Regions from separate parts of the Mus musculus genome. Here all the other regions are linked to region 2. A link is a loop called in an ENCODE intact Hi-C map of the cell type or tissue named here. Cell type or tissue: left cerebral cortex. All regions are shown on one strand.

The links. Peaks named below come from ENCODE experiments on the same cell type or tissue, not always from the same donor. Only the 100,000 strongest peaks of a DNase experiment are listed, where the experiment ranks them.
Region 1: it touches region 2 in a loop (1.9-fold over the local background); 4 of 42 quality-filtered maps call a loop at or near these places.
Region 3: a loop joins it to region 2, with 1.8 times the contacts of the local background. A loop is called at or near these places in 3 of 42 quality-filtered maps.

Annotation. Positions count from the first base shown.
Region 1 is chr12:100,334,337-100,342,336 of GRCm38, forward strand. All of the region lies in intron 17 of Ttc7b (tetratricopeptide repeat domain 7B), which reads right to left. Among named protein-coding and RNA genes, the nearest start is that of Gm51958, 11 kb to the right of the region's middle. In left cerebral cortex, CTCF peaks have their summits at 3,564 and 4,008; DNase peaks (open chromatin) are centred at 1,976, 2,593, 3,159, 3,590 and 2 more places; H3K27ac peaks cover 5,723 bases.
Region 2 is chr12:100,260,747-100,268,746 of GRCm38, forward strand. No RefSeq gene overlaps it. Among named protein-coding and RNA genes, the nearest start is that of Gm10432, 12 kb to the right of the region's middle. In left cerebral cortex, a CTCF peak has its summit at 3,881; DNase peaks (open chromatin) are centred at 1,208, 2,267, 3,805, 4,558 and 3 more places; H3K27ac peaks cover 7,567 bases.
Region 3 is chr12:100,306,663-100,314,662 of GRCm38, forward strand. The region is part of intron 19 of Ttc7b (tetratricopeptide repeat domain 7B); the gene reads right to left. Among named protein-coding and RNA genes, the nearest start is that of Gm10432, 34 kb to the left of the region's middle. In left cerebral cortex, CTCF peaks have their summits at 1,902 and 4,217; DNase peaks (open chromatin) are centred at 1,072, 1,497, 2,741, 4,452 and 3 more places; H3K27ac peaks cover 6,482 bases.

The sequences.
Region 1 (8,000 bases), 74 kb after region 2:
CTTGGAGGACCCTAGAGAAGCAGCAGCCCCAGGAGGGGCCTTGGGATTCTCCAGAGAAAACTGCTGCCCAAGAATAAGAAAGCGATGGCAACATGGTGACTCTGCATAGGAGAAACCTATGAAGCCTTGCTGTGAGTCTACCCTGCTTTAGACAAAGTATGTCTAGAGTTATTATTTTTTAAAAATAGCAAAATGGTTCAGCCATCACGAGTATTTTTGCTTGCATTTTACTGTAACCTTCTGTGTGTGTGTGTGTGTATGTGTGTGTGTGTGTGTATGTATGTGTGTACACGGTTATGTGTGTGCTGGTGCATATGCACATGTGTGAGTGAGCAGAGCCAGGGGTAACCTTGGCCGTTACTCCTACAGCTGTCCACCTTGGTTTTTGAGCCAGACCTCACTGGCTTTGAGGTCTCTGGAAGAGGTTTCCAGACTTTTTGGTCTCAGATCTGTTTTGGATATTAGAAAATCATGAAGACTCCAAAGAGATATATTGGGCCTTGTCTAATGGTATTGCCACATTAGGAACTAAAACATGTTTAATATGTTCATTTATTTGATTATTTAAGAATAAACAATGCACTACATTTATAGCAGTGCTATGCAAACTTTGTTCCACAACCTACCTACAGATTCCCTTGCTAAAGGGCCTGTGGTTTTGGAGGAGCTAATGTTGCTTTTGGGATTAGCTGTTTTGTTCAACAAAGGAACTACAAGATCCTTACTGAATTCCTGACTAAATTATTTTTCTTTGCAATATCTATACTATGTCAGAATGAATTCATGTTTAATATAATGATACGTTTCACTCTGACTAAGGCCTGGCACATGGAGATGATGGTGGTACGGATTGGGTTTAGAGACCACCTTACATTTGGATGCCACTTTATTCTGTTTATGTGACAGAACTGAGACTTGAGGGGTCATGTCACCACCCAAAGCCATACAGTCAGTTGGCGGTAAAACCAGGATGCAAACACTGTCTGGTTCTAACCCCAACCTCAACACCCAGCCATAAAGGCCACCTCCTGAAGGAAGGCTGCAGCGAGCCTCCTGCTGTCCCTTCAGAACACGAGGCCTTGGGTCCTTGCACGTGAGTGTCGTTATCACCATGCAGTCTACAGGCTGCAAAGTAGATGCACCCGCCTTCCATATTTGATTGCGTGGTTCTAAAAGACGACAAGGTATCTTCTGTTTAGGGTTTTTCAAAGTCATTTCAGTAATGTCAAGTCACTCAAGGCACTGGGCAGACGCTTGTAGAGTAAATAAAAGAGTCGTGAGCAGACATCTTTTTATGCTGTTCAGAGGTCATAGACTATGGCACTCAGAAGATACAGCCAGTGTTCTCTGGTCTCGTAATGGGGGAAGGCCCTGACCTTCGTGACTTCCAAGGATTTTTTCAGTGTATCTGTCACACTGCTGGAAATCTCAGGAACAGAATTAAACACTGATGTCATTTATTGACTTTCTCTCTCTAATACAATTAAACCACCAAAGAGAGAGGATGAGGAGGGTGGTCAGGAACCCTTCCCTGTTCTCGGTCAATTCCTTGTTACATGTATCACAAGGGCCTTGCTGCGATGAACCTGGGATAGATAGTAGAGGAGTCAGAGGGTTCTAATAGCAGGTAGCCATGGCCAGAGTTAGCATCCACTGTTCTTTGCAGTAACATAGCAAGTGAGTCTTCCTCTGGTTAGAGTTCGGAGGCATCACTAACAGCACAACAGAACAGCAGCTATTTTACTGTGGAATAGGACTGACAAGGTAAGCAGGAATATATACTGTGGTTGTGACTTACGTGGGCACAGTAGAAATGCTGCTTCTCCATCTGTCTTTAAGGAACTCCTTCCCCCCCCACCTCCCCCTCACCACAGCAAAAGCACATTTTGCATGACCCAGGGGAATAGTGGAGACAGAGTCTTGGAAAAGAAACCCGAAGGAAGACTAAAGGACATATTTCCAGCTTGAAATCCAAGACTCTGGAGGGATGTTTCCAAATTATCAGGCTCAACAGATGAGCCAGGCACCATGCCCAGGCTGCTCTGCATCTCTTATTTATCACACTAACTTGAGAAGTGCTTATCAGTGCTGTGACCCAGGGAGCACAGTGCCGTGTGCTGCAGCTGCCAGGCCCTGCCAAGGAGACAAGCATCCTTTCCCTTATGGCACGGCTGGGACAAGCCACCGCAGGATCAGCTTGGCTGGAGTGGGCGGAGGCAGGTGACTGTGCCCTAAAAGCTGGCCCAGGGTTTGTGAGCAAAGTGCTCAAATGGCAAAGGGCTAAGATGCCCTGAAACTGGGCAGCCTGCATTTCCTTGGCTCACAGATTTTGTTACCCACCCTCCTCCTCCTCCCCTCTGTGCTGCCTGGGACACCTGATAAAAAGGTGAAGGGATGTTGAAGAACTGTTCTTATCCCAGTCCAGTTTTGTCTAGGTTCTGCTGGGCTGCCTTGGGGTGGAGAATACCAGGAACAAGGGTGGGAAGACCTTTCTCTGTGGGTGGAGAACCAAGGCCTCAGATCCCAGGGACTGCAGATCTAGGCTCTGGGCCCTCCTGAGGTTTCCTTTCACATCCAGAGCTGCTCAGAAACCCTGCCATAAGTAGGACACTAGCAACAGTCGGCTCCAATTGCTTTTCAGCTGAAGCTTTGGCCAAGCTCATGTGTATGGAAAGAGAGGCCTGTGGTTGATTTCATACAGATTTCAACGTGACTATATATGAGTTCTACTTAGCCACCAGAGTTCATCATTCAAAGGGACCCTAAAGGCAACAGTTCTGTTAGGTGAAAGTAGGAGGCTTAGTTAGGTGTGGTCACCCTGCTCTTTCACAAATAGGGACCCTGAATGAAGGGCACACATTCTAGTCTGGCTCCCCTTTTAACTGGTGGGACTGGACAAGCAGCTGTGGTTGGAAGACCCCTGGGATTCCTTTCATGCCTCTGTCTTCTCAGCATGGAGCAAATGAGATCTTGTCTACCTGGTGAACTGGTGCTTATCCCAGAGCTGGGAGCAATGGACACTTGTCACGCTATGTGTGATAAACATCCTTTACTAAAAGGGAGACAGCAGTAGATACACAGGACAGACACTTGGCAGGAGCCCAGCCCTGGAGGACTGACTGGATTGCTTCATGTGATGAACATGAGAGAGTGATGGAGCATGAGGCTGCCACACCCCATTCCTCACCCACATCCTCTCCACCTCCGCTGCTGCAGCCCATACCTGCTGCCTTCCTCACCTCTTTTCTGAGAAGAACCCAAGGCACTCTGGCATCAGGCATGTAGCAATCCCTCGTTAATGGAGCTTGGAGCTCATTTCCCTGCCCCCTAACAATTCAGTGTTATCCCACATCAGACTTCATTCAGTGTCCACGCCTAGAAGCTGTGCCCCCAAACCAATGAGAGCAAGGAGAGAAAGCAGTAATTTCCCCTCCTAAAGATCCTGAGTTCTTAACAGCAATCTGAATGATTAAGGATCCTGCCAGTCAGCTTGCTTAAAACATTCTCATGTTAATAGGAAAAGACTGTCTCTTAAGCAAGGCTTAGAAATGCCATCTGTCCAACACTGCAGCCTGCTGGCAGCTGTGACCTTCTTGTTTCCATACCTGCTTCCTCCATCCCAGCATGTCCTGATGAGATCAGCAACGGCTCTCAGGTTTTGGAGGAAGAAGAGATGAGAGAGGCCACTCGTATTTCAGCCACCAAATTAGGTATGCTATCTATACTGTTTGCTTTATATTAAACGTTTTAGTTCTGACCCAATGTCCCCAAGGGATTAGACTTGATCTGCCTATCTTTCCTACAAGGCCATCCTGTTGCTGAGGCAGTGGCTCTCTACTGTTATCATACACCTTCCTTATCTGTGAGCATCACTGTCTTTCTCCTCCCTCTGTGCATGTCCATCACTGTGATAGTAAAGCCAGGGCCACAGCAGCTTAGCAGACAACTGCTGCCTTGTACTAATCCCCACAGCCCATACTGCCTCCCACTGGACTCTCTAATAAACGCTGGCCACCACTCTCAGTAGAACTTCCATTTTACCCTGAGGGAAGAATATTTTAAGATGCCCACTGCCACAGCTCCAACATGAATCCGTTCCCCAGCCACTTTAACAGAGTTTCAATAAGTTAACAACAGACAAAATGTCTTCTCCCGAGAAGGAGAAGATCTTTCCAGGGGAAAGCTTTGGGACAGGAGTCCACGAAGCAAGGAGAGGCTATGTTGTCTCCAGGAGGCATGCGAGGCTGAAGCAGTACTGCCAAGGCTGGTAGGCCAAGTGGTCACACACAAGCATGAAGGGAAGCCATTCATGAGCATGCGAGGAGAAGCCAGCTGTCAGGGTGATCCACACTGGTGGTCCTGGGTTGGAGGCAGTACCTTCTGGAGGACTACAGTGGACAGAAGTTTCCTCAGCAGCTCACCTACCATACTGCATGTTCACTTTGGAGCTACTCAGAGCCCTCTGCCTGGAGAGGCTGCTCTAAGCCTGGCATGGTTACCCATGACTGTAGTACCATGCAGTACATGGTACAGGGTAGCTTGGTGCTTCCCTGTTGTGGACACCCACATCTATACTGACTTGCCAACTGCTTATAATTCCATTCATTCTCATTTAAAGAAAGGTGCCCCAGAAGTAATTAAGAAAAATTATATTAAATTAATATTGACTAAATGTAAATAGCAAAGAAAGGTTATATTTGAAAAAGATTGTCTCAATCAGGACTTTTTTTTTCCCACTGTAAATTCAAAAATAGGGGAATGTAAATAAAATAATAAAAATTGAAAAAAAATATTCAAAACTAGTGTTGAGGAACAGAGGGTAAAATATGCAGTTTGAGCATTTCCTTTCGGACTGTGTTACTCATTAAGGTGTGGGGATGTAAAGCCATCACTCGCCATGACGAAGTGGAACCACACTTCTCCGTGATGCTCTTCTCCGTCTGGTCGACTGCTGTCTCATTACTCTGCGTGTTCTCCTCCCAGGGAATTTACTCCTAAACAGGGAGGCAGCCTTCACCGCCACTGGAAGGTGGGAGCCAAGAGCCCCAGGCGTCCTTGTTGGCTTTATTGCACACTTGGAGAGGGAAATGAAACTTCCTACATCGTTTTCTCCCCAGTAAGAGCTGCTAGAGCAGCTGAGAACAGGGCCTCTGGGCTTTGGGTCTAGAGGCAGTGTGGAGGGACCCTGTAGTCTGGAGCCATCCAGAAGAGATAGAAAGTCTGAAGAGACTTTCTGTGTGGTGAGGCCCTTCCTTGAGAGTCTCTGCTTCCAGGGCTACATCTCAGGACGGCATGTGGCTGGGCCTTAAACCCAGGTCAAAGCCCCGTCAAACGACACAGGAGCATGCAGCTATAGTTTTTCATCCATACTTTTACAGATGAGGGACCGTCGACAGAACTGGCCCTTCTCAGAGACTTGGACCTGTTTTATGAAAAATATTTAAATCTTTTGTATAAATGTTACAAGCTTCAAACGAAGCAATAGATAGTTAAAGGCTTTAATATAGTCTACTTGTTGGAAAAAATTTTTTTTTCATTTTCTTAGAGGAACTTGGTGTTAAATGGGCCTGGTGGAAAAAAATTTTTGTGATGTTTTAACGTAATCAAAATGCACCTCTTTCCTATCATGGCTTACTGTCTGTCTGTCTGTCTGTTTCTGTTTCTCTCCGTCTCTCTCTCTGTCTCTTGTGTGTGTGTGTGTATGTGTGTGTGTGTGTGTGTGTGTGTGTGTGTGTGTGTGTGAATATATGCCACATGTTACATGACTGCTGAGGTCACAGGAGGGCATCAAAGCGTCTGAAGCTGGTGTTCCAGGCCAGAAGAGCAGGAAGCCCTGTGAAGTACGGGAGCCATCTCTCCACTCCTACCACTCCCTTGTGTTGGAGGGAGCCGTCTGCTCTCTGTGCTCCCTAAGGAAGCTGCTCTCCCTGCCTCTTCCTCTGTAGTCCCCAGAGCAGCACTGCCTCGGCTGTTTGCACCCTGGAGTCTCAGGCCACGGTGCCCAGGTGGCGGAGTGGACAGGCGGGTGACAGCGAGGGGGGATCACATCATCCCAACATTCCCAACACTCCAAACCACAGCACACATTCAACAGTGGAGGAGGCGTGACTCCAGAGACCTCGGAGGGCGAATAGATCGAATAGATCTGAAGGCTACTTACTAACTGAAAAGAGGGAGGGAAAACCATGAAAGTGTGCTTCTGGAGAGTTGCCTTGGGACAACAGATCAAACCAAAAATTAAAACCAAACAACAAAACAGTTGAAAACTCAAAATTAAAGCTACAATAGCAAAGAGGGTTCTAGTAACCTCCCAACTGCAACCTGGCTGGCTGGAATCAGTTTATTTTCCACTGACTTAAAGCGACTTTTGCTTTAAGTAAGGAAAGGCTAAGCTGACCCGTTGATGCCATGTGGGAGTCCCAAAGCAGGGAATTCCAAAAAGAAGAGACAGACAATGAAACCAGCAGGCTTTGGGTCTCCCCACACAGGCCTGCAACCCTGAGTCTATAAGAGTGCAGGGCTGGGCCAGTTTTCATTGTTAGGCAAGAGGGTTGAAGCTCTCTACAATTAGATCAAGAAACTCTATTACCAGTGGCTTGCCTTCCCAGATTAACAAGTGCATCTATGAGGAAGAAAGATCCTTGCGAACAGCTGGTTACCAGCCAGGCACTCCCAGAGGATGGGACAGTGGCTCATGGCTTCTCTGAGAGTAACTGCAGGGCACTGGGTAGGGGCAAGCCACAGTTAGCAGGAAGCCCAGTGGGTCCTCATTGTTCCAATTTACTAATTAGATGACTCTAAAGGCCCCCCTGTAAGAGCCAGAATTTCAGAAGAAATGCAGGGCTCCTAGGTTGACAAAACCTGGCGGGGTGCTGAGGTTGGTGGGTTTGCTGTGCAAACAGTGGGCAATGGAATGTATGACATCATTCTAGAACCACAGGATCTCATTTAAGATAATAAATTTAACAAAGGCCAATGTAAGCCGGGCGGGCGTGGTGGCGCAAGACTTTAATCCCAGCACTTGGGAGGCAGAGGCAGGCGGATTTCTGAGTTCAGTTTGAGGCCAGCCTGGTCTACAAAGTGAGTTCCAGGACAGCCAAAGCTATACAGAGAAACCCTGTCTCAAAAAAACAAAAACAAAACAAAACAAAAACAAAAACAAAAAAAAGCCAATGTAAGAGAAAAAATTTTTTTCTTGAAAAAAAATTGAAGTTGGCAATTGCCCCTAGGCACTACTATATTGAGAGAAAATGCTGCTCTGGGGTAGATAAAAAGATAACATAAACAGCTTATAAATATCAATTTTATCTTCCATTTCATAGAACTGGGGCTGCCTTAAAAGCTAAGCCATATGCAAATGAGCAAGGTCAGAGTCACTGTGAATGTGCCTTTCTTTGGTTGACCTTTGTTCCTGACCTATATGGAGGCTTACATAACGGCACCTGCCACCGAACGAGCGCACTAGACAGAGTGGTTCCTCCTGGCAGTAGCCTGTTATGGGCTTTTGTTCAGCATGTAACAGCATTTGGAACAAAGATGAGCCCTTATAAATCACAGATGCAGATGAAATCTGCAGGCACTGCTGGCAGGAGTGCACATTAAATAATCGAGTGAAGAAGAACAGGCTCAGCTCACTCTCGCTCACGGTGAGCACCATATTTAGGTCCCTTTTAAGGACTTCACCCACCAGTGTGCTTCATTTTAATATAGGGATTAAGCAAACAAACAACCAAACTGATTGCGTCCTGGTGCTTCCTGAAGTAGACTTTCAAAAGTTCTGTACTATTTGAAATCAAGATTAGGCAAAGGTGCTATTCTGTCACTCCACACTTTCACGACAGAAACCCTGCCTTTGCAAGTAAAAACCAGTTCCCAACACATTTCTTAAATGTACTCTGTAATCTGCTGGCACTGGCCTCGAGTGGAAGGTTCTGGGAGCAGAGCTCTAAGTGCCTTCCATTCCGTGTTGACAGGCAGGTGAATGTCATCTTTAGAATTTG
Region 2 (8,000 bases):
ATACATTTTGAAGCCGAATTGTCTAGACCCAAATCATCTTTGCCATGCACTATTTCCATAGCTAGAGCTGGTCCAACCTAGAGAAATCAAAAAGGTCATCTAGGCAGGCTCATCATCTCACAGTACAACGATGGCTGCCAAGCTCCAGAGTTGGGAAGGGGCTCTCCAATAGTCTCAGCTGATAGGAGGAAGAGTTGAAACCTAAAAGAAGGATTTCTGGTGCCTATCTGAGTACTTCATCCTAATATGACTATTAGTACCATTCATAAACCAGTTCCCTCTGAATAACCATTCATCCCTTATGATCTGTCACCCACCCGAAAACCCATGAATTCCTCCATTCATCTATCCATATATCCCATTCCACTACCAACCAATTCTATCCATCTGTTTCTCTTTACCAACCTATTCACCATCCATCTATCTGTCTACCCATTTACCCAACGATCACCACATTATCTATCCATCCAGAGAGAATGACTGTTGGGATACACAACTGTATTCCTTAAGATGTGAGACTGCAATTATTAGCTTTAAACCTTTTGTTTCCAATTTGAGCTGAAATAACTACTGAATTACTATAGAGTCTGCAGTGTTGTTCTAAGTATTGTTGAGTAGGAGTACAGATTCAGGGGGGAAAAGCCCACAAAATGAACTGTTTCCTAAAGAAATATGACAATTAGATGCATTCAAGACTGTAGATTGGACCTCGGATGGCTAACGTTTTAATGTACTTCACTAGGACAATTGCTGACATTTTAATATGGGCTGTGGAAGAGATAACAGTAATTGCTGAAATGTTTAATTTCCTGATTTTGATAACTGCACTGTGGTTATATAAGAGAATGTTCTTTTTTGTAGGAAATTCTCACAGAATTATTTATGGATTAAAGGGAAAGATATCTTCAACTTACTTGCAAATGATTTCAGAGAAGAAAATTATATGCATTATATATAAAATATGTATGGGGAGAGAGAGAGAGAGACAGAGACAGAGAGAGAGAGAGAGAGAGAGAGAGAGAGAGAGAATGTGAACACATGCAATTGGTGAATCTGGGCCAAGGCTATAAGGGAGCTCTGTGTGCTATTTTTCAAGTGTTGGCTTATTACATAAAATAAAGTAAACTCCCAAACCCACAGTCCTTTCCTCTTGGAGTTTACAGAGAAGGATTCTCAGATGCATATGAATGCAAAGACAGCATATGGATTCAATCTGTGGGTGCTCCTGCTCCCGGCCTCACCCCTGCAGTGTGCAGAGTGCAAAGTGATAAAGGAGAGAGCAGAAGAGCTGTAGGGGTGTAGCTGGAGGGGAAGAGCCACAGCTTCAGGGAGAGGCAGAAGGACGCCACGGAAATCTGCTACGGGCTACGCGTTGGGATGAGTCAAAAATAAAGTCCAAGATGTCTTCTTAGCATCAGTTTTGGTGTTGGATTCTGTCACTGAGCACAACTTCATGCAAAGATTGACTCTCATGGAACCCAGGACTTATTCAGCTTACAGAAGTCTAGCCATCTCTATTCTCTATCTCTGGCAAAGAGGTGACTGAGATGTGCTAGCCAGAAAGGCTCTCCCTTTAGTATGGTGACCAGACCAGCCTGAGTTTCAGTTGTTAGAAGACTGATGGATATAAATGATGGTTGGCAGCGTCAGATTTGTGTCCAGAGAGAGCAAGGAAGTCATGGAAAACTCCACTGTCTGTGGAGCAGTCTTTGCCCCCTTACACACCTTCCTGTCAATTGGTTTACACACTATTTCTATTAATTATTAGCATCTTTCAGACAAAGAGACTAAGTCATAGATTATACAAGGCGTATTCTGATAAGGCACAGAGCTAGGAATTGAGTGGCTGTGAAAACCATCCCTGAATGCTACTCTACCCCACAAATAGCACCATCTGGGGAGATGCTAGGCAGAGACAAGGTGGAGATGGATGGACCAGAAACAGAAAGGCGAATGTCAGAAGAAAGCCCTTAGCATTTCCCTGGCATAGATCTCAAGAGGAATCTTAGCCAGGATGGCCATGGTGGGCACTGGGTGTTTAGAAGAGGAAACGAGTGGTCCTATCTGTATCCAGCCATGACAACAAGCATCATAGTGACACTCCTTCACTGAAGCTATGGGCCCAGTCCTCTCATCTAGCATGAGTGACTCCTGTCAGAGGTGGGAATTGCTGCTTTCTCCGTGGCACCAGCTCATCGGCATTCACTAAGAGGGATTTGTGGCTTTGTGTGGGCAGACTCCAATTGTGAACTTGCCAGCTGCTGCTTCCTGCTCCTTCCTGACACGGAATGAAGATGCAGTGCCCTCCCGCCCAGGCTGGGTGACTACTGAGCAGGCACCAGCTGCTCTGTGCCTCCAGCCTCCCTCTTCCTGGTGACTTGGAATGCAGCTTCACCTACCTGACCCATCTGGACTTCAGACCACACCCTTCCTGGGCAAAGAAGCTGTTAAAATGGAATCGTAGGGAACACTGTCCACGTAGAGCAGCCACTGAGGGGTGGTTGATGTGACTAAGGAGCAAGCACAGGTTGGTCAATTACAGCCTGGCATGAAGGTCTCTAGTGACGTGACACGTAGCTCTTTAAGAGATGTAGAAAGCAACCCACGAAGGAAGCTGAATGGCGAGCTTAGTTCAAATAGTGTGTCAGGGAAGACATTCAGACAAAGTTAAACTGAGGCACGATAAACGCAAGTCCTTCAAAATTCAAGTACTGGAGAGCTTGACTTGGCAACAGATTTAGTAACAGGCCATGTGCAAATGGTCTGCTTGGGTTTTGTGGTGGTTCTTTTTGTTCTCTGGGAACCAGTATTTGCTCATAGCTAACTGCAACCTTGCAGCACCCCAGGCTGCATGTGGGGTTGTTCCCAGTTATAACAGGGTTCCAGGAGGAGAAGGAGGTGTCCCTCCTGAGCTGTCACTCCTGGGCATCTCGTGTCATATGGGAATGCTTTAGAATTATGAAAGGTCAGAAACCTTATTAAATAAAGGCCCATTGATAAACAGTTTAAACTTTCTGGGCTACACAGGCTGTGTCTATCATTCTACTTGGCCCTGGTAGTGCAAACCAGCTACACACAAAGATAAACAAATGGGTGTGTCCATATTCCAGGAAACCTTTATGAACAAAAATAGGCAGTGGGTCAAATTTGGCCCTTCTTACCTGCTAGAGCAAAAGGGCAGAAATGGTTGGCCCAGTGAAGGCTCTGAGGCTGAAGCATGTATGCATTGGTGACAGGCCTGACTGGGGGCATCTTGTGGTTAGGCTGCCCACTCATTGGTCCCCGAGAGAAAGCCAGTTGTGGAAGAGGTACATGGAAGTTTGTTTTTATTGAGGTCAAGGAAGACCCTATAAAATGAATTTGGTACCACCGGAGGCTGGAGAAAAAGGGAGTTGGCTGGATGTTCTTCAGTGCCCACTTTTCTGTAATCAGAGAGTCTTTTCTTCCTCCACGGACCACCCTGCCTCCCTGTCTTGCCTTCCAATCCTGTCTTCTCGCCTCCTTGTACCAGAAGAGCTGGTTTGTCTGACCCACATGCCTAGGCATGTGGGGACACAGCCACAAGTCCCTCTGATCATGAGACATCAGGAACCAGGGATATATATTTGACTGAAACCCCAGTGGACCCTTCGGGTGGGGGAGGTTCAGGGTTACAGGGGCTGCAGATCCATTCATTTGGGGGTCGTGATGGTCAACACTGATTACTAATGTGCCAGGATCTAGATCTAGAATCACCCGGGTGACAAACCTCTGGGCATGCTAGCAAAGGGTTTTCTGGATTAGCTTAATGAAGGTATGAAGACTCACCCTAAATGTGGACAGCACCCTTCCACATTCAGGCAGAGATCCTGGACTGAACCAAGGAGAGCAGTCTGAGCAGCAGCAACCATCTCTCTCTGGCTCCGCACCGTGGATGGAATAGAACCAGCTGCCACATGAGGTGCCATGATTTCTCTGCTGCTATGAGTTGCTTTTATTTTATGTTTTCCTCAAGAGGGAAATAAGTAATCGAGGGGAGGGGGTATCTGATTCCTCAGGAGAGGATTTAGCCCAGGACAAGGCTCTTGGGGTTTGCTTTTGCCACCAGATTCTCCACCGGCCAAAATGGCAGAAGGAGTTAAAGGTGAGCTGCTGCCTCACACCTGTCCCATCAGCTCTCGATGACATGGGTGGGATGACAACCCACTGGCCAGTGGAAGAAGGCTGTGGACCTGTGTGGGAACTGCTCTGCGAATGTTCAGGGGCCTTTCACCTCAGCCCTGTGAGGTCTCATCATAGGCCTGAATGCATCCTCACCCTCAGGTCCCACCAAGTAGCTGGCAGGCCTGTGTCATCATCTTTGCTGCGTCTGCAATAGCCTTCTCTATGGCTTCCTGTCACCTCCTCTCTGGTACCTTGGAGGACTTGAGTGAACGCCCCCCTGGAATTCTGATGAGGCACTGAGCCAGGTGTCCTAAGTCATGCTCTCTCCATGCAGGGAATTCCCAGGGAAGTGGGGAGGATGCTGAGAATGGAACACGCATATCCAAATGCCAGTAATCTCCAATGGATCTTTCCCTGAGCCTGAATGATGGGCAAGCAGGTCTGGGAGCTAGCCTAAAAGTGGAGGCAGGCAATGAGGCCAGCCACTGGCTCTCTGCTCGCACTGAAGCTGGGAGATCAATGAAGACTTCAGACAGAGGGGATGGAACTGGAAAGACCCCATCACATCCTCCTATGTTCCCTGTCTGTCCCTAAGGTCACTACCCATTTTATTAGCAGCCTCAGTTTCTCAACTTGAGACCATTTAACACCACAGGGGCTGATGATGTCCCCTCTGGAATGGGACTATACCCAGTAGAGGCTGAGCAAGTCCCTGAACCTCCACAGGCCTCCATGTCTTCTTCATCTGTGAAATCGTGGGACCTGCTGCCCAGGACTCGGAGAAGGGGTGGTGGTGGTAGAATAAATCCTTATGTATAAAGCCCCAGAAATAGCGCCTGGTACAGACTGTGTTAAGAATAATGGTATCACCCAGCTTCTGAGAGCCAGAGCTCAGGAAGGGACTGAGAAGGATGGACACAAATAGGAAAACATCAAAAGAGAGAGAAGGCTTGGAGGAAAGGGAAGGAAGAGTGTGTGTGTGTGTGTGTGTGTGTGTGTGTGTGTGTGTGTGTGTGTGTGTAAGGTGGGGCCCACCGGTGGCTGGTTTTGACTTGAAGCTTGGCTCTGTGCTCAATTTCTTGTTCTCCCTTCTCCCATATAATCTCTCTCCAGTATTCTGAAGAGTTCTGCTTCCACCCCCCAGCAGTTGCCATGGTGATGAAAAAATCTGGACCCAGTGGAAAGTTCTCTGTGCTCTTGGCAATGAGGCTGCAGCACCCTGCCTCCTGCCTGCCTGCTTGTGCGTGGGCGGCCAGCTACGGCGGCTGCCAGGATTCCAGGCCAGCACAATTCTGATGGGGGCCCAGCTCTGCTCCCACGGAATCTAGGATAGGAGCCCTCAGACAACATGTAGCCTGCCCTATTTCACAGGTGAAACACTTAGCCAGGCAGGAACAGTGACTTGCTCAAGTCTGCCCACGCTTCAAACCCTATGGGTCTCTCTCTCTCTCTCTCTCTCTCTCTCTCTCTCTCTCTCTCTCTCTCTCCCAGGCCAGATATGAGTTTGGTGGATATAGCAGGTCTGAGGACATCATAGATGAAGAACAGGCTAGCTGCAGAGCACTGCAGGCTGCCGGGGAGATGCAGAAAAGAGTAGAGCTGTGAGGAAGACTCCACAACCTCTGCTTCTTCCCCTGACACAGCAGTGTCGAGGAGCTGTGACTGAATATTTGTGTGTCCCAAGCATTCATGTACAGAAATATAATCACTACTGTATGATATGAGGAGGCATAGCCTGTGGGAGATGGTTATGTTATTCGTAGAGTCCTTGGTGCTATTAGTTATGAGACCACAAAGAACTGTTTGTCCCTTCTACCATGTGAAGACACAATAAGAATGTGTCACCTAAGAGTAAGAAGGAGGGTCCCAGCAGACACTTTATCTGTCAGCACTTCTCACTTGGACTTCCCAGACCCTAGAGATTTATGATGTTAACCAGCATCCCAGTCTATGCACAGCAGACTTGAGATCAGACCAAACTTTGTCCCCTGAGCAGCCTTGGTTCAGTAACTTCGCCCAAAGTAACCCACTTTTGACCATCAAAGCCTTGCAGGATCCAAACATATGAGATAGTCCTCATCTTGAGATGGATTTATGCTAGACATTGGGGGTAATCCCATAAACAGGATGCTGTTTGTAGCCCAGCTCTCGTCCTATCTACATGCTGCAAAAGATGTTCACAGGCTTCGGAGCATTGGAATTTCCCTCAGACCCACAGGCCACCAAGAGGAGGAGACTTGCACCATCTCTGGAGTCCTGGCTATGGACACACTGAGGCCAGGCCGGGCCACTCACACCACAACCTTCCAATAGGATTCAGCTGTCCAGACTATGACTCTTGCAGAATTGCGGATATGTTGGGAAAGGAATTTCCCATCCTGTTTTTCTTGATAAAATTCAGACATCAGAAGTCCCTCATCAAGAGCACAGTGCTTCCTCTGCACCTGGCCCGTGGTTCCTAAAGCCATTTTCTGAAGAACAGAGACTAAGTTCCTGGGTCTTAATTTGCCCTGGAATCTTAGTGCTTTGTCATCTGCCTCTAGATTCATCCCAGTGCCTTCCTGATACAATGGTGAAGACTTGATCTAGAGAAGAGAAATGTTGCTGTGAGCAGAGGGGCACAAGGACCAGAGCCAAGGAGCTCAGTTCACTCCTGAGCTATGCAGTCACAGAAGAGTCACCTCCCCTCCCTGAGCCTCAGGACCAGCCTCTCTGAAACAGGATTTAGGCCCCCAGCTCCTGTTAACTTTGTATTCCTAAGAGGAAGGACCACTCCAAGCTCTTGCTTCTCTTCCAGGTTCCTACCACAGGTTCTTAGTCCTTCCCCCAGACCATCCACCACAGACTCGTGTCATTCATGAACTGATTTGCTGAGCCAGAATTTATAGCCGTCACCTGTCTTCTGGGCATGCAGCAATGAAGTGGACCAACCAGAAGCTTCCAACTCGCTGTTCAGACTGGACAAGTGACATCACACATTAGAACTCAAGATGTAGAGGGTACTACCCGAGCATCCAGGAGGGGACCGCTTTTGGTTCTGAAGAACCAGGAAAGACTTCCTGAGAAGGTCCCAGCTCAGTCAAGACCCCGACAATAAGGTTATTAATTATTACTAACTAATATTGATTCATTATTTTTCATTATTACATTAGTCAGCAAGAGAAGCCTGTTAGGGTTCCAGGGAGCGTGCGTGGGAAGAAGAGGGGGAGGGCTCTCCAGAATTACACAAATCCTCTTCCCCTCATATTTGCTTCCCGAAGAAACCACCTCACGCTAAGCAGGGACCACAGGGGAAATTCAGGACCACGGAGAGCTCCACCGCCTGTCTTCAGCTGATGCTCTGGTCCCTTGAGGCCACCCCCCCCACCCCTCCCCTGGGGTTATCTCAGACTAAGCTGGAAGAAGATGCTGGGTAGGACAGTGCAGGTTGGGAAACTGCCAGGCTTGGAGCCAGGCCAGAAGGGTCTGACTGAGGCTACTGACTGTCACCTCCTAACTGGAGTCTGATGTGCAATCACCAAGAACCTTGCTAATGACACACAAACAGGATGATGACTGAAACATGTAGTTCTCTGCCATTTAAGACCATAAAGCCCTTTATCAATGGGATACATTGTGTAACGCCTTTATAAGCATAACACAATGAATCAGCATATTATATATTGTGTTGGGTGATTGCTGTTGTGAGAAAGAGACAGGCTCTTCTCCTTGAGAGACAAAGGATCCTAAATCTTGTTAAACAAACAAACAAACAAACAAACTTCAGTGCATGCTATAAGTATGGCTAAGAGCCAGGCACCCTCCAGAGAACAATCTTATCTGAGTGAGGTGCAGAGAGCTAATGGAGGCAGAGTTGA
Region 3 (8,000 bases), 46 kb after region 2:
AGGGCAAGTGGCTCAAGGCAGTGATGTTTGGTGTCCTCAAAAACCAGAGGCAGACAAAACACCTGGGGCCAGCGGCTTGTATGAGTTTTCAGTGTACGAGGAGTCGATGGTAGAGTCAAGAGTTTGCTGAGCTGTGTGTGAGAGGTGTTCTAATTGCAGAGAATGCCCTCCGGCCCCATTTCCTCACTGAGCTTTGCTGTGGGTGATGACAGGGCAGGGACTGAGTGAACCCCATCACCTCAGCAAGCCCTGAAAAATCTTGGATTCAGGAATATGACCTAAGCATTAAGCTATTACAGTTCCAGACCAGTACCCTGCCCTGGCTTTGCACGTGCTATGATGGTCAACTGAAGTAGTGTGGGACTGTCTGCTCCAGAGAGAGGTGGGCTCAAAGACACAGGCTTGCTAGGACAGGCACAGGCCGGCTCTGTACTCACGGCAACCTGGATGATGAGGGGCAGCATACACCACTGACCAGGAAGACAATAAGCCAGGGATATTTTAACAAATGTTTCCTTAAATCAGAGATTGACAGTGAACTAGTTCCACTCTCAGAAGCCCACAGGGAACAATGGCTTTGTCAGGATGGTTGGTAGTAGCCCTGGAACACAGAGCCTTGGGTGGCCCTGAACCTCTCCACAGCCACCTTCCTCCTCTGAAACATTAGAAGAGCTGTGTGTTCTGGGCATGAGCACTTTGTGATGTAGCTCAGGGGACTGCTACCAGTCCACCCTGCTTCCCACTGACCCCTGCAGAAGATCTGAAGCAGTGCCTGTAGGTGATGGTGGTGGTGGTGGTGGTGGTGGTGGTGGTGGTGGTGGTGTGTGTGTGTGTGTGTGTGTGTGTGTGTGTGTGTGTGTGTGGCTGTCCTTGGTTTCTCTATCTGGATCCCAGCTTCTACGGCTGAGGCCTGGTTTCCACCAGGCTGTCTCTTCTGTTTCCTTTGTTTGCTCAGAGCAGAGGACAGGCAAGTGTATGTGTCCAGGATAACTATGTCAGTCTGGCTCTGTGCCAGGCATCCCCAGTCCAGCCACCTGCCTACACTCTTCTGTCCACACCCAGCAGAGCAGACCGCAGGAGGGGCTTATACACGGCCACTTGGCTCCCTGGAGAAGGGCCCGGGAGGTCAGGTAGCCCTATCTCCTTTCAGAACAGAGTAAGGCTGGCGTTGCAGCTCAAGTCTATTTACTCTGTTTTAACCCAGCTCATGCCAAGGCCTTCCTGACAACCTGGTGCCCACTGTGGATGGAGGGCAGCAGGTACCCCACAGTGTTTGCATGCAGCTCTCTCCCTAGCACATGGCTTCTGCCACCAGCCCTGGGTGGCCTCCAGGCACTCCAGTGAGGACAGAGCATTTCTGATGCTGCTCTGCCTCCAGAACAGCAAGGGCAGCTCGAGCTCTGCTCTGGGGACCAGGGCTGAAGGGCAGCAGCAGGGAGGCTGCAGGGACAAAGGATAGCAGGGAAATGCCATCTGCCAGCTGCCAGAGCTCTGTCACACTGCAGAGAGGGACTTCTGCCAAAGGTCAGCGGCGGGTTGAGGAGAGAGCTCTAGAGCTACTGACTGAGGCCAAGCTTGGTGCTTTGTGGCCTTTCTCCAGGGCTGGGGTGACATTAAAGGTAACTTTCTCTAATCCCTGTGGCCTCTGCCCTTCACACTACACTACAACCCCCAGCCCCACTTGAGTGTCAGGACCTAAACAAGGGCTGCCTCCTCCTTCTCTCCTCTAAGTTAACTACTACTGCTACTACCACCACCAATCTTGTAGGCAGCACCTAGTCAGAACTGGGATATGGTATGCAAGGCAGAAAGGAGGAGGAGGTGTTGGCTTGGGGCAGGGAGTAGGGTGCACTTAACATACGCACCTGAAGGGTGCTGCAAACACCAGGAGAAAAAGGGCCTGGTGCCCCTCATGTGAGACCCCTGCTGCCCCACATAGGTGACAGGCCTCTTTTCACAAGTGACACCTGAGGACAGGAGGCTGCTTTCCCATGGGGTTCCTTTTCCGTGTCAAATGCATTATTTGAAGAAATGTGCCTTCGGGTGCCTAGGCCTTCTAGCAACAAACTAACTCAGCAGCAAACCAACCTCTGATTCTTGTGTGCTTGAGAGCCAATCAGCTACAGAACAGCAGTACTCAGTTGACAGGGGTTCTGGGTCCCATGTCTCACCTCAGCAGGGGGCCTCCTTCTCTTGCATCTTTCTGTGACCAGGATCTTGCTATTCCCCTAGTATCCATCCCTGGCACTAATGGACCTCTAATGAGCCAGTCTCTCTAATCCCTGAGCTCTGATGCTCTCCTGAAGTCACACAGGTCAGTCCCCTTCTGCTTCTACCTGGCAGCCTTTAAAGACCTGAAGGAACTTCTGTAATAGCACCCTCCCTCCCTCCTCCCTCCTCCCCCCCCCCCTTCCTCCCCTCCCTTTGGGCTTTACAGGGATGGTAAATTCAAATCTCTCTCCATATGACTGCATTCTGCATCATGTTGGTCCTCAATGGAAGAGGCCTCACTGTGGGTTCAGAAAAAGTTATCATTAAGTCTTGGGAAAACAGGAAGATGGCTTTTCTTCATAGGTATTCTTTTTGAATATTTTTTAAATTCACATGGCTGGCAGAATCTTTTAACACGACTTCTTTTCGGGATGGTTTGAAATATCCTAGAGGAGTGATTCTGCAATTAGAGATGCTGGAGGGATGGGCTGTTAGGCAGTCGACACTGGCAGAAGTCTGGCTGTAAGCCCGAGGGCCCATTCAGCCAGGCCTTCAATTTCCTCTGGCCTAATTTCTTTGAAAGGGGGTACTCAGCATTAGTGCCAATATACCTATAGGCTGTGGTGGCCTTTTAGAGAACTGGGGATCACTGGGTTAGTTTTAGGGAGGGACCACAGCCAACTGGCTAGCCACTTCCAAGGCCTGAGATGTCCCAAAGGCCACCCCCTCCCACAGAAGGAATTCAGGATGCAGTTGGGGCAGAGGACAGTAGGTAACAGGCGCATCCCAATGGCCAGCTCCCTTATTTTATGGGTGGGGCGGGGATGGTGGAGGCTAATTGCTAGGAAACAAGCACAGGCATTCTTCAGGATCTGTGGGGGGTTAGCTCCCCAATAACCAATCTGTTAAAAGCCTGATAAAGATGCTATGTTTTTTATTACTACCCATGCAGCTCTGTGTACTTCTTTAAATCAGAAGAGAAAGGGATTTATTCAATGTGGCTTCATTGGGAAGGGGAACAAAGAGATCAATAACTTCTCACCCAGCCCTGGCCCATCTTCAGGGTTCTGAAGGAAGGCCACGTCTATAGCACATACTGTACACCAAGTGCCAAGGCAATGCTGTTGATGGCTGCCATGCTGAAATACTTACAATGACAAGAAAGTCAGTATGAATCTTGAGCAGACATATTTTTTCCCCAAGCAGCCCCTATGCTGGGACTGCATAAGTGAGCCACAGAACAGCGTCTGTATCCCCAGGGCAGGCTTTGCTAATTCTGCTACAACAGAACAGCTTCTAGCTCTCTCCTCCATCCATGAATGTGCGGAAGAGCAGGGGGTATCTCAGCACCACTGTGCCTGTACTGTGTGGCCTGCTAGAGACTCGGGTAAACTGTCTCAGGGCCATACTTCCTATCCCCTGAAGGGCCCAGGCCCAGGCCTGGAGAGTAGACCTGCTGTGAGTCTTGCCCTGCTCTGGTGTCTTGAGCAGAGCAGGGCTGTCTCTTAAGTGTACAGAACCAATGTCTACCTGAAGGAAGGAAGCTACAGGAAGCATCCCAGATGACAAGACATAACTCGCCTACCTACCTGCTAAGTGCATGGGAAGGGGGAAGCTTAGGGTCCACTTAACTGGAGGGGAGGAGCTGTGACCCCGAGGTGGCTGTGAGACAGACAGAAGACATGTATCTAATTCCTCCTGGTGGACACACCAGGTGCCTGGCTCTTGAGAGGATGAGCTCATTTAATAACAGTCAAATGCCCAATCAGAAGGCAGTGAGGCAGAGGAGCAGGGTGTTATTGTTACCAACAATGTCAGGACCAGGCACTCTGCCTGGGCACAGTGCCCTGGCCCCAGACAACTTCGCCTGCCCTTGGGATTAATGTGCAATGATTTTTCTAATCAGGAAGGAGGAGATGCAGCTTTTATAATGGAAAGACACTGTGTCTCAGCTCTTCTCTGAGGTCACACTGTCTTAGAAAATCATATCTAGGCAATCTGGGTGCTGCCCCCTGGCCCTGAGACAGGGGATACTCAGTGGCCCTGGTGTCTGAGCACCCGGTGCTTGGTGTTACTGCAAGCGAGGGCCCTGGAAGTCAGGCAGGGGGCTGTGGGGAATCCCAGCACCAGAGGAGTTCCCTCTGGCAGCAGCCCGAGGCATGATGCTCACAAATTAAGCCACCAGTCAGCACAGAAGCACAGTCACAGCCCCCGCAGCTCTGCCTGGGGTGCTGACCCACTTGAGGAAGTGTCAGGCCAGCCAATCCTAAGCAGCATCAAAGGACATCCAGTTAGCAGAGAGCCAGGGCCACTGATGGGGGTGGAAGACAGTGACAAGGAAGCCCTGGGCCTCCCCAAGATGTTGGGATGGTATGCACCTGTCTCACTCTGAAACTGGATGTAGTCCAGTCCCTGCCAATAGTCCAAACTGAACCTCTTTAGCTTCCCCTCCCCCAACTGCCACATTGAGCTGGTACTTTGCTGCAGTGGGATGAGATCATAGGCTGAGCCTGACTTGCTCTTAGGAGAGAAGTGCTTCGGTCCTGATGCTGTGGCAACTGCAATTCCCTAGGCAGTGTGTCCTATTCTGTGGGTGCTACCTGACTGCCCTTGCTGGTACTTTTCCACTGGCAATGGGCAGGAGACTCCTGTTGACTTATTTATACATCTCCCTGGTTGACTTATTTATTTATTTTTATCTACCTTCAACAACAAGTTGGGCAGAAAACAATGAGGCAGAACAGCCTTGAAGTCAAGTGCTTCCCCATGGCCCAACTTACCCACACAATGGAAAGTCTGGTGCTAATTACCTCCCAGGGGCCCTACCTGTCTCCAGAAGAGACTGCTGTCCCTGCCTGTTTGGAAAGGTGGTATGCCATTCCAGGCAGGGTGTAGGAGCACAGCTGTCTGAGACCACTGTTTCCACATCAGAGGCCCAGCTTCCCTAGAGGGGACATGGATATAGGTGGGACATCCTCAGGGCCCTTGTCGGGGAGGGCAGAGGGCTTCCAATTATGGGCCTGTCATGGGCACAACAATTTCTAGGTAACCAGCCAACAAAAGGGCTATTCTGAGGCTTTCCTAGAGTCCCAGGGCCTGAGTGGGGGACACTTAGAGATCCTGACCCTGCTATGGTGGCCCAAGCCTGGATCCCTTCCCCAGGGCCCCACTTGGTACAATCCTTGTCTCATCTCCATGACCAAATCCCAGACAAGAAGTAATAGAGAAGGCTCGAGGTAAGCAGGTGCTCTTGGCTGTGGTGGCGGAAGTGTGAGGCTGGTTGCTTACATCTTGATGGACTAGAAAGCAGAGGGGCGGAGCTATCAGCCTTAAACCTGATTCCCTGTGACCCAGTTCCTCAACCTAGGCCCTACCCCTCTCAAGGTTCTACTCCTTCCTAAACAGCACCATCAGTTGAGAACCAAGTATTCAAACAAAGGAGCCTAAGGTAGTGTAATACATCCAAACAATAGTACCTGACCGCAGTGCCAGCTTCTTCTTAGGACGGGAAGGGAAGCCATGCCTTTGTGGGTGTTCTCTGGACTCAGTCTGACCATTTTCCACCAAGCACTGCAAGCAAAAGCCTGGCTCCAGCAGACTTAGTGAGGTACCTGGGCAGAAGGCAGGGCTGGGGCACCCTGTCTCCACCCTACTATGTGATCTACGACCGACTGCTAACCTAGACTAAGGCTTGTCTCTCTAAGAGTCTCACTTTTCAGTCTGGAAAAGAAAGATACAGAGTATATGACTAGTCAGGCCTGTTATTTACTCCATATTCTGGGAGATTACAGCATCCTCAATGTTCATGTTGTCCCAGGACTTGAAAAGTAGTGGCTGATGTGGCCAGAAAGGCTTCTCAAGGAAGAGGCTGGGCAAGAGAAAGAGGCTAAGCAAGATGCAAACCGATTGCCCTAGGAGAGCAGCACTGGGGACCAGGAGGGAAGGGGGCAGTTCTGCTCCCACTCTGCACAGAGAAGCACTACAAGTGACTTACTAAGTGCAGCCTCAGGAGTTCCTGGGAGGCGCAGCACCCCTTTCTGCCTTCTCAGGAGTAAGCAGATGAGCAGATTTGGGCTGAGAGTGCCAGAGGCTCCAGGATTTATAGGAAACTTGGAAAGCCCAAGAAGTCAACAGTACAGAGCAGAGGCCACCAGCTGCTAGACTAGGGAACCCTAGGGTCACTGAGGCAGAGGCCACGTTTACTCACTTTTTACCTCTGGGCACTTGAGGTGCAGACAATGCATACTGTTGATTCTGAGCCATTTCACCCCCCTCCCCCCCCCCACACACACACACTCTTGGTTACTATAAGTACTCTGTTGATGACCACAGAGTGGGCACTAGGTCCTAGCTCTGTCCATTACCCATCTTGTCCAGCTTTTTTGTCAAATGTACTCCTGTCCAAGTGTAGCACGCTATGTGGAAGGTGTTGGTTTTCACACCCATCCCTGAACGTTGCCTGGAGACGTGACTTCTCTGGGCCCATCTGGACTTTAAATGGCGAATGCCAGCTGCAAGAGGGCTGCCAAAATGACACAAAGCCTCAGTGGTCTCCACAGCCAGGGCACCAGAGAGGATGGCCGTCATCTGACTCACCGGGGTACAAACACAAGGATGATTTACTACCTGACAGGATGGATGTGGTCACTTTGGCCAGCACCTAACCACATCCCTGCCAGGGTCTGGCAAGAATTATTTTTCCATTTTTAAATAGGAACAAACAGAAATGATAAGACATTTTCCAATGAGGGGGACACTGAAACTGATTAGCCTTGGAAAAATTGTCCCCAAAATAACAAGACAGCTCATCATCCTCTATGTGGATGGGAAAGAGGGGTGGGTCTCCCTGCCCAGCAAGAGGCCCCACTCAGCCATTCCTCACATCTGTGCTTTGCTGGTAAACCAGCGCAGGGGAAGCCCTGTATCAAGGAAAGGAGAAATAGACAGGTTGCCTGGAAGCAAGCTTTCACTATTATTTGTTTGAATAACACCCCCGCCCCCCCCCGCCCCACCCCGTCCCCCACCAAGTGCTGTCAACTCAGACCCAGAGCTGGAATAAGAAAGATAGTGACCAGGCTGGGGACAGTGTGGCTCTGCAAAGAGGAAGGTTTACACTGCAGAGCTCCTGGGGAGAAGAGAGGCACAGCAGGCGCTTTCGTTCCCTGCACAGAGCTCTCACCATTTCCCGATTCAGTGCAGAATAAATCAGCATCAAGATCAGAGGCATCGCCTCAAGAGTTCCCAGCCGGTGCTGAGAGGAGCGTGGGAGGTGCTGCTCACCTGCCTTGGTACAGGCACTGAGCTCATTTGTATGTGGTCCCTGCTATGTATCAGGCTGTGCTTGACACAGAATGGGGGCCTGCGGCCTTGGACAATGACTTGGAGGGAGACTAGAAAATTAGAATAAATTAAAGCATCCGCCATCACTCCTGCTCACAGAGACGTGTTCAGACTACAGATTCAGGAAAGGTCATAGTCATTTTATGCTCTAACCTGGTATGGTCATACCCAGAGGTGACCTGTTACTGGCACTGGCTGATCCAGCATCAGTCCTATAACCCTGTTACAGGCAGTTCTTGTTCTGACTGTACACTCTGCTAAAAGGAAGGCCCCTCTTTCCTAAAGAACGGAGAAGGGGCAAGTGCACAGGGAACCTCACGCTTGCATCCTGGGGGCCTGGAGGAGTCTCGTATTTCCCATGTGACTTTCATGCTACTGGTTTTGGAGGAAGGTCAGGTACTGAGGTGAGGTGCTTGTGCTAGGCCAGAACCATGTCTACATCCCTGAGG